3 separate regions of the Homo sapiens genome follow, and regions 1 and 2 are each linked to region 3. The links are chromatin contacts, found by Hi-C or POLR2A ChIA-PET in ENCODE. All regions are on one chromosome and are shown on one strand. Each heading gives the region's core, a stretch centred on a gene start or an enhancer-like site at or near the end of the contact. The rest is flanking DNA. Distances are from core to core; before and after follow the strand shown.

Region 1 (2,700 bases), core at 171-2,670, 360 kb after region 3:
CTGAGACAGAGAACGAGAGGACTGTTTATTTCAGGTACGCACTGGCTTAGTGGACTGTCATCTAAAAAGCTGAGCATCGAACAAAGACAGAGCGGGGTTTTTATAAGCAGACTTCCAATAAATAAAAGTAGTTAATCATATGACAGGTCACATCATCTATAGCATAACTTGTGGCCTTGCATAGCTGGTGACTTTGTAGCTGCATTGAAAGAAAAACAAGAACTGGCTAAATACAGACATTTGTAAAACATAATCATGCTTAAGAAACCTGGGAAAGGAGTAACAGTCAAAGAATTTGTCTTTCTTTTTTTTCTTCAACTTTGCTCTGGAGGCGAGGGGTGTCTGGAGCTTATTCTTTTGGCCTTGGCCTCTTAAACAGCGTTATCTTATAACTGTCCTTGAAGTGAGCTTGCTGGGCAGAGGAAAACTTGTTCTTTTCTTTTTAACTTTTGCCTTGCTTGTTACTTGTCTTGGAGTGAATGAATGCATATTTATTTTTAAATTTCTGCCTCAGTTTCTTCTTTTTGAGGCCTTTTATAAAGGAAGTTTAATATGGCTCATGCTTGTAATCCCAGCACTTTAGGAGGCTGAGGTGGGTGGATCACCTGTGGTCAGGAGTTCGAGACCAGCCTGGCCAACATGACTAAACCCCGTCTCTACTACAAAATACAAAATGAGCCGGGCATGGTGATGCATGCCTGTAATCCCAGCTACTTGGGAGGCTGAGGCAGGAGAACCGCTTGAACCCAGGAGGCAGAGGTTGCAGTGAGCCGAGATTGCGCCATTACACTCCAGCCTGGGCAACAAGAGCGAAACTATCTCAAAAACAAACAAACAAACAAAACAAACCAACAAAAAAACCCAGCAACTTTCTTTCTTTTTTTTTTTTTTTTTTTGAGATGGAGTTTACTCTGCCACCCAGGTTGGAGTGCAATGGCGCGATCTTGGCTCGCTGCAACGTCCACCTTCCAGGTTCAAGTGATTCTCCTGCCTCAGCCTTCTGAGTAGCTGGGACTACAGGCGTGCACCACCACTCCTGGCTAGTTTTGTATGTTTAGTGGAGATGGGGTTTCACCATGTTGGCCAGGCTGGTCTCGAACTCCTGACCTCGAGTGATCTGCCTGCCTCGGTCTCCCACAGTGCTGGGATTACAGGGATTACAGCGCCGGCTGAAAATTACCAACTTTCTTCCCATGTGTTTCTCCAGGTCATATTTTCTCCAACAACATCAGCCTCTCAGGGGCAGGAACTCCCGGTTCCCCAGCACATGTCGGGGTGGGGGTGGGGTTTGCTGTTGGAAGTGCCTGTCACCGGAGGCAGCTAGAGCAGGGCTGCAGACAGTTCTGCTGAGGTCCCCCAGCCTCTGTGATGTCACACTGGGCCTTCTTTCCTTTCACCCTGGGCTGCGGCTCTGAGGCTGCCGTGGCCATGGAGCTCTGGAAGCTGGGCTGGGGGAGGAAGCCTGGTGGCTCTGACCTCCCCTGGAGGCGAAGGAGGCCCAGCCATGACACTCTTAACGGATGCCACGCCGCTGGTGAAGGAGCCCCATCCCCTGCCTCTGGTCCCACGTCCCTGGTTCCTCCCTAGCCTCTTTGCTGCCTTCAATGTGGTGCTGCTGGTCTTTTTCAGTGGCCTCTTCTTCGCATTCCCGTGAGTTTTCCAGGCAAGCCGTTAGGTTTCCCACAAAGAGACAGCCAGGGAAACAGAAGATGATAGGATGGAGGCAGGGGAGTGCAGAAGACCGGGGGAGAGGTCAGGGAAAAGGGGATATTCTGTTCGAGGGAACCGACGTGCAAAGGTGCAGAGGTCAAGGGTGCGGGCAGGGAAAAGGGGATATTCTGTTCCAGGAACCGACGTGCAAAGGCGCAGAGGTCAAGGGTGCCTGTGCATTTTGGGAGCTTTGGGTGGCTGGTCATGCTGGTGACATTTGGTGGAGCCATTATGAGTCTGCCTGGGTATTTGGAGCCTGGATTTTTAGATCTGGCTTGAAGGTCTGTGGGTCCTGACCTGAGCAAGCCACAGGCCTTGGGCCGGGGGCTTTGGGCTGCCCCTGCTCAGGACCGAGCCTGCCTCTGGTCTCAGTTGCAGGTGGCTGGCTCAGAACGGGGAGTGGGCCTTTCCTGTTATCACAGGCTCCCTCTTTGTCCTTACCTTCTTCAGTCTTGTTTCACTCAACTTCTCAGACCCTGGCATCTTACATCAAGGTGAGGCATCAGCCCCCTGGGAAAAGGAGGTGTCACTCAAGGGCTGGGAACCTGCAGGGGGGATTCCTAAAGTGCTCTTCCTACTGACCCTCCTCCAGCCTCTGGACCCCTTCACCCCACGTCTTCATTGCTCTGGCCCTCGCTCACTCTTTCTTCTCTTCTCTTTTCTTTCTTTCTTTCTCTTTCTTTCTTTCCTTCCTTCCTCTCTCTCTCCCTCTTTCTTTCCTTCCTTCCTCTCTCTTTCCTTCCTTCCTTCTTTCTTTCTTTCTCTTTTCTTTCTTTCTTTCTTTCCTTCTTTCCTTTCTTCCTCTCTCTTTCCTTCCTTCCTTCTTTCTTTCTTTCTTTCTCTTTTCTTTCTTTCTTTTTCTTTCTTTCTTTCCTTCTTTCCTTTCTTCTTTCTTTCTCTCTTTCCTTTTCTTTTTGTTGAGACAGAGTCTCGCTTTGCTGCCCAGGCGGGAGTGCAGTGGCGCAATCTCCGCTCACTGCAAGCTCCACC
Region 2 (2,700 bases), core at 2-2,501, 410 kb after region 3:
CGGAGGCTGAGGCAGGAGAATCACTTGAACCTGGGAGGTGGAGGTTGCCGAGATCATGCCACTGCACTCCAGTCTGGACACAGAGCTAGACTCTGTCTCAGAAAAAAAAAAAAAAAAAAAAAAAAAAAAAAAATATATATATATATATATATATATATTTTAATTTAGTTTTTATTTGGAATGCAGTGGTGTGATCACGGCTCAGTGTAACTTCAACCTCCTGGGCTCAAGTGATCCTCCTGCTTCAGCCTCCTGAATAGCTGGGACCACAGGTGCCTGCCACCAGCTGCCTAACTTTTTTTTTTTTTTTTTTTTTTTTTTTTTGTAGAGATGGAGTCTTTGCTATGTTGCCCAGGCTGGTCTCAAACTCCTGGCCTCAAGTGATCTTCCCTCCTTGGTCTCCCAAATTATTGGAATTATAGGCGTGAGCCACTGCCCCCAGCCTGGTTATGATTTTTTAGTGATCATGGTGTCTATTGGAAATTCTTAGAAAGTAAGAAATGCTACAAAATGTTTCTAAATGTAGTGCCATTTTCTTGAATACTGAATGAATTCATTTACAAGCCAGTTAGTAAACCATTAGCAACTGAAGATTGTCCATGTTGGCAGTATTTACACGACGGAAATAGCAAACACTACAAATCAGTGAAGTGTACAAATCAGTGTGGTCATTCATAGCACCAACCCTGCCCCAGCTGATTTACTCCTGATCACTGGGAAATTATTTGTTTTTTCTTTTAATCTCTGGGTGACTCAAATGTGTAGTCAGCAATCTGGAAGAAGTTCAGGATCTTGAGTCCACTGAGATAGGCCCCAACAGGGACTGTGGCTCAAGAGGAACCCGGACTGAATTCCATCTAGAAGGAGGACTCACTCCGGGAAAGAGGGAGTGCTCCTTAGGGAGGTGCTCCCTGCCTCCAGCCCAGGCCTTGCTCTTGGTGAGTGGTCATTTAGAGCAGGGGTTTCATGTCTTCATGTCTTTGTATTTGCACAGTAGTCAATTTATTTACTGCTGCCACTTTATTCAGTAACCTTTAGCCTATTAATTGTGTTTATTTTATTTCCCTTTTCGTCTTTCAGTGTTACTAGGCCCTGCTGGCAAACAGAATTGAGGGGGGCCTGCCCAGCAGGGAGGAAGGAGGGGCCACAGCGAGGAGTGTCTGGGACTCAGCTGAGCCTTTCTTGCCTCTGAGGCAGGTGGCCTGGGGAAGTCCTTGATCTTGAACCAGCCGGTTACAGTCTGCGGGTGGCCCCACCTTCAAAGTAAGAAATCCCCATGATTCCACTGGGGCGGCTTCAGCCAGAGGAAGCTGATGAGCCCAAGAGCTTCCTGAAAGCTGCCCAGGGCTCCTGAACAAAGGCTCCAGCTCTGAGAGGCCGTGTGAAACCGGCAAGAGCATGGAGTTACTCACGGGGCAATGGAGCATGGCACGTTCAGCGTGGAGTCCAGCGAACTGAAGGACAAATTAGATGTGCGTGTTTCAATGGAGGGGACTCTCAAAACAAGCTGTGGAGTAAAACAATGAAGGTTACCAAACCACGCACAGCACACACTGCCATTTGTGGGAACGCACTCACGTACAAACACTGAACCAGTGAAACGCCGTCTCTACTCAAAATACAAAAAATTAGCTGGGTGTGGTGGCCCGCACCTGTAATCCCAGCTACTTGGGAGGCTGAGGCAGAAGAATTGCTAGAACCTGGGAGGCGGAGGTGGCAGTGAGCCAAGATCATGCCATTGCAGTCCAGCCTGGGTGACGAGCGCGAAACTCCGTCTCAGACAACAACAACGACAACAAAACTAGTGACTGGAGAGGGTTTCGAAAGAACAAGCTGACCTGATGGACAAAGATATACATCAAAGATATATATATATATATACACCATATATAAACACTATTTAGAGTCTTTTTTTTTTTTTTTTGAGATGGAGTCTTACTCTGTTGCCCAGGCTGGAGTGCAGTGGTGTCATCTTGGCTCACTGCAACCTCCACCTCCCAGATTCAAGCGATTCTCCTGCCTCAGCCTCCCAAGTAGCTGGGGATTACAGGTGTGCGGCACCATACGCAGCTAATTTTTTGTATTTTTAGTAGAGATGGGGCTTCACCGTGTTGGCCAGGCTGGTCTCTAACTCCTGACCTCCACCCGCCTCGGCTTCCTAAAGTGCTCAGATTACAGGCATGAGCCACTGTGCCTGGCCACAATTTAGAGTCTTTATAAAGACAGGCTCCAAATAAAATTCGAGGTCTCTCCCCAGGGACATAGAAAAGAGAGTGGTCATGGCTGGACATCATGGTTCATGCCTGTAATCCCAGCACTTTGGGAGGCCAAGGCAGGCGGATCATGAGGTCAGGAGTTCGAGACCAACCTGGCCAATATGGTGAAACCCTGTCTCTACTAAAAATACAAAAATTAGCCAGACGTGGTGGCGTGTGCCTGTAGTCCCGGCTACTGGGGAGGCTGAGGCAGGAGAATAGCTTGAATCCGGGAGGCAGAGGTTGTAGTGAGCCAAGATCGTGCCACTGCACTCCAGCCTGGGCAATAGAGCAAGACTCTGTCTCAGAAAAAAAAAAGAGGCACCTTGAGTTTCCTAAGGGTAGGCCATGTCAGGTGAACAGCCCCTTTTATTCACAGGAGAAGGGAAGGGAAGAAGCAAACATCTGTAACAGGTTTCTCACTCCAGGCTCCATGCTGGGTGAC
Region 3 (2,700 bases), core at 98-2,597:
AGGTGGTGCCCGTGGACGTTCTATAAAAGCCTGTATCTTGTAAGTGAGCAGGATGACTAGAACTACACTCACTTGTAAGCCTCCAATATAGTGGAGGGAACTAAAGAGAACTTGGGGGAAAATAATGAAAACAAATGGTTAAAAATCAGAGCTTGGAAAAGATGAGATAAACGTGGAGTGAAAGCAAACTAGAAACTTAGAAACTTAGAAACTAAGCCCATGTTAAGGTGGCCGGGATTATTTAATATAATGAAGTCTATCTGGAGGCCGGGGAGAAAAGTAGGATGAGGGCATTAAAAGGTACAAGAGTGGTGGTCTGTCTTTAACGGGGAAAACTGTCAAAAGTTGAATGAGTGAGGCAAACTACCTAGTTGTTTGAAAAGTGGATCACGGAAGTGGGATGGGTTAAGGAGCAGAACTTCGATCCAAAGAAAAGAGAATCTTTATCTTGGGGGGAGGTGAGGAAGATACTGACTGGAGCCGTGGAAAGGCGGGCTGGTGAGGCGAAGCTTCTGACTCAGAAGCTCGGATGAGAAACACCGCGAACGACGCCGGGGAGCGGGACTGGGGGCAGCGGTGTGGCCCGGGGCTCTCTCACCTTGGCCTTGTAGCTGGGCAGGTTGCACAGGATGTCCGTGCGCAGAGCCTCTTCTGCCAGGCTGCGGGCGCACAGGCTCCGCCACACCTCGCTGTTCTCATCGCCGTGCAGGCAGCGGTACCAGTGCTTGCACACCAGGGCGCAGCTCCGCAGCTCGGACAGCTCCAGGTAAGAGAACACCAACTCCAGCACCCGGCTGGGCAGCCGGCCCCCGGCCCCCGCGGCCCCAGAGCCCGAGCCCGCGCCCGCGCCCGCGCCGCCGCCGCTACAGCCAGCGCCGCCCGAGGCTGCCCCAGCCCCCGGGGCCGGCGCCGCCATCGCCTCACCAGCCGGCCCTAGGGCCGCCGCTGCCGCCGCCGCTTCCCGCCGTCTCTGCTCGGAAGGCCAAGCCTCGCCCGGAGACCGGAGCGGCTCGCTCACCGCCCCTGTCAGTGCCAACCGCCGGCGCCTCCACCACTCCCGCCCCTGCCCGGGGGCGTCCGCCGCGCGCCCCGCCTCACTGAGGGCAGACGCACCGGCTGCAGGGGCGTCCTCCGCCCCTCCTCCGCGGCTCAGCGCGGGCGCCGAAACCGCCCGACTCGCCCGGCCTCTCCGCGGCGCGCCAGCGGCTCCGCCATGCGGGTTGAGGGCACGAAGCAAGGGCGCACGCCCAGCTCGTTCGCGGTTCCTCTCGGCCCCGGATGTGACTGTTTGGCTGCGCCGCCTCACGCCTGACGCTCGACGGGATTGGGCGCCGGCGGGTGAGGTTATCACTAGGCGCCGAGGAGGGGAGCGGGAAGCGCAGGTATGAGGCTGGCGCCGGTGGCTTCGATGCTGCTTTCCGGTGACTTCGATGCTGTTTTCCAGTGCTTTTTCCTTTTTCTGGTCTGGTGGCTCCGCGTCTGCTCTCCTGGGCTCCCTTTCCTGTGACGTTTCCCTGTGTCCGTTAGGTCCTTGCTTCAGACTCCAGCTCAACGCATGAAACTTTTCTCTCCTTGCTTGCCGGGTCCTGGCTCCCCAACCTTTTTGTGTAGCTTGGGCAGCGGAGGCCGTCTTTACCTGGTCAGGCCCTCTCGTTCTCCCTAAGTATCGGCACTTAGCGAACGTCTGTCCCTGTGTGCCTTCGCAAAGTAAGGTGGCTGCGACTGAACACCCCCTCGCCCAAACGTTCGAGTGCCATTTGAGCGCTAATTAAGTGCTGCCGTCTTTTGGACAAGATGTGGTCTTTACTGGATCCACCGCTTAGTAAGCAGATGAAGGCAATGTAGTTTTAGTCAATTAAACATTCCAATAGGGAGAATGACGTGGAGGCTATAATTATAGATGGATTCTTGGAAGGGGAAGAATTTCAGCATCCCAGCTTGGGCAACATTGCGAGGCAGTGTCGCTACAAAAAAATAGAAAAATTAGCCGAGGGTGGTGGCGTGCGCCTCTGGTCCCAGCTACTTGGGAGGCTGAGCCCGGGAGGTCGAGGCTGAGGTGAACCGTAATCGCCCTGCTGTGCTCCAGCCTGGGCGACAGAGTGAGCCCCTACCTCACACACACACACACACACACACACACACACACACAAGAATTTCAGCATTATTTGATTATACTACGATTTCCTAGGTGGCCCCAAAGTTTTCCGACAGCCTTTAAAGCATGCTTAGTAAGAGAATAATAATAACCATCATTTGAGCCACGGTGTGAACCAGGCACTGTATACTACGTCATTTACGCAGATTTTTATATACGTAATCCTCAAAACAACTCCATGAGCTGAGTAATTAAAATAATAGGGTTCACAGACTCCCTTGGTCAACTCCAATGTCTTGGAACCTTTATGTAGTAAGAAATCTTTTCTGAAGCTTCTTGCTATGTATAATCCATTTCTTAGTCTCTAGTAAAAGCAAAGGAACGGTGGCTACCTTCCCTACCCTCTGATTCATGGTGTTTGATTATTATTTGCCTGTCCCTTCTCCTCATGTCTTTTTCACCAAGTCCAGTAACCCTAATTCTTTTCATTCTTACCAGTGCCAGCGCCACAGCCCTTCAATCATTTTGGTTGCTATCCAGCTTCTCCACATCAAGTCCAACTTCAGAAACCCCAAGCCTGTAGAGAAAAGTTGACCTGTGCTGAC

Evidence for each region. Hi-C counts contacts between places; a loop is a spot of excess contacts on that map. ChIA-PET counts read pairs that join two places held with the same protein, here RNA polymerase II (POLR2A). Pooled maps may share reads with other maps.
Region 1: a loop to region 3 is called in a pooled map, with 8 times the contacts of the local background. The contact joins the promoter of ZDHHC19 here to the promoter of WDR53 in region 3. A Hi-C loop is called at or near these places in 8 of 50 pooled maps.
Region 2: a pooled map shows a loop between it and region 3 (2.6-fold over the local background). The contact joins the enhancer-like site here to the promoter of WDR53 in region 3. A Hi-C loop is called at or near these places in 5 of 50 pooled maps. POLR2A ChIA-PET finds 5 or more read pairs at or near these places in 2 of 52 experiments (CD4-positive, alpha-beta T cell and activated CD4-positive, alpha-beta memory T cell).

What each region holds. Positions count from the first base shown.
Region 1 is chr3:196,210,120-196,212,819 of GRCh38, reverse strand. It overlaps ZDHHC19 (zDHHC palmitoyltransferase 19), which reads left to right and starts at 1,420. Exons shown (of 8, transcript NM_001039617.2): 1 at 1,420-1,650; 2 at 2,083-2,204. The coding sequence starts at 1,505. It overlaps LOC124909479 (a long non-coding RNA gene), which reads right to left and starts at 1,405. Exons shown (of 4, transcript XR_007096240.1): 1 at 1,181-1,405; 2 at 43-199.
Region 2 is chr3:196,158,707-196,161,406 of GRCh38, reverse strand. LINC00885 (long intergenic non-protein coding RNA 885) reads right to left here. Exons shown (of 3, transcript NR_034088.1): 3 at 517-1,507. Among named protein-coding and RNA genes, the nearest start is that of LINC00885, 17 kb to the right of the region's middle. RefSeq lists a silencer at 901-950 and enhancers at 1,251-1,450, 1,471-1,540. Within about 2 kb of position 1,251, at least 17 of the 41 ENCODE cell types and tissues checked have a DNase peak (open chromatin) inside an H3K27ac peak, as active enhancers do.
Region 3 is chr3:196,567,201-196,569,900 of GRCh38, reverse strand. WDR53 (WD repeat domain 53) reads left to right here and starts at 1,347. Exons shown (of 4, transcript NM_182627.3): 1 at 1,347-1,382; 2 at 2,594-2,700. It overlaps FBXO45 (F-box protein 45), which reads right to left and starts at 1,241. Exons shown (of 3, transcript NM_001105573.2): 1 at 599-1,241. The coding sequence starts at 916. RefSeq lists silencers at 329-623, 745-1,284 and an enhancer at 2,006-2,700.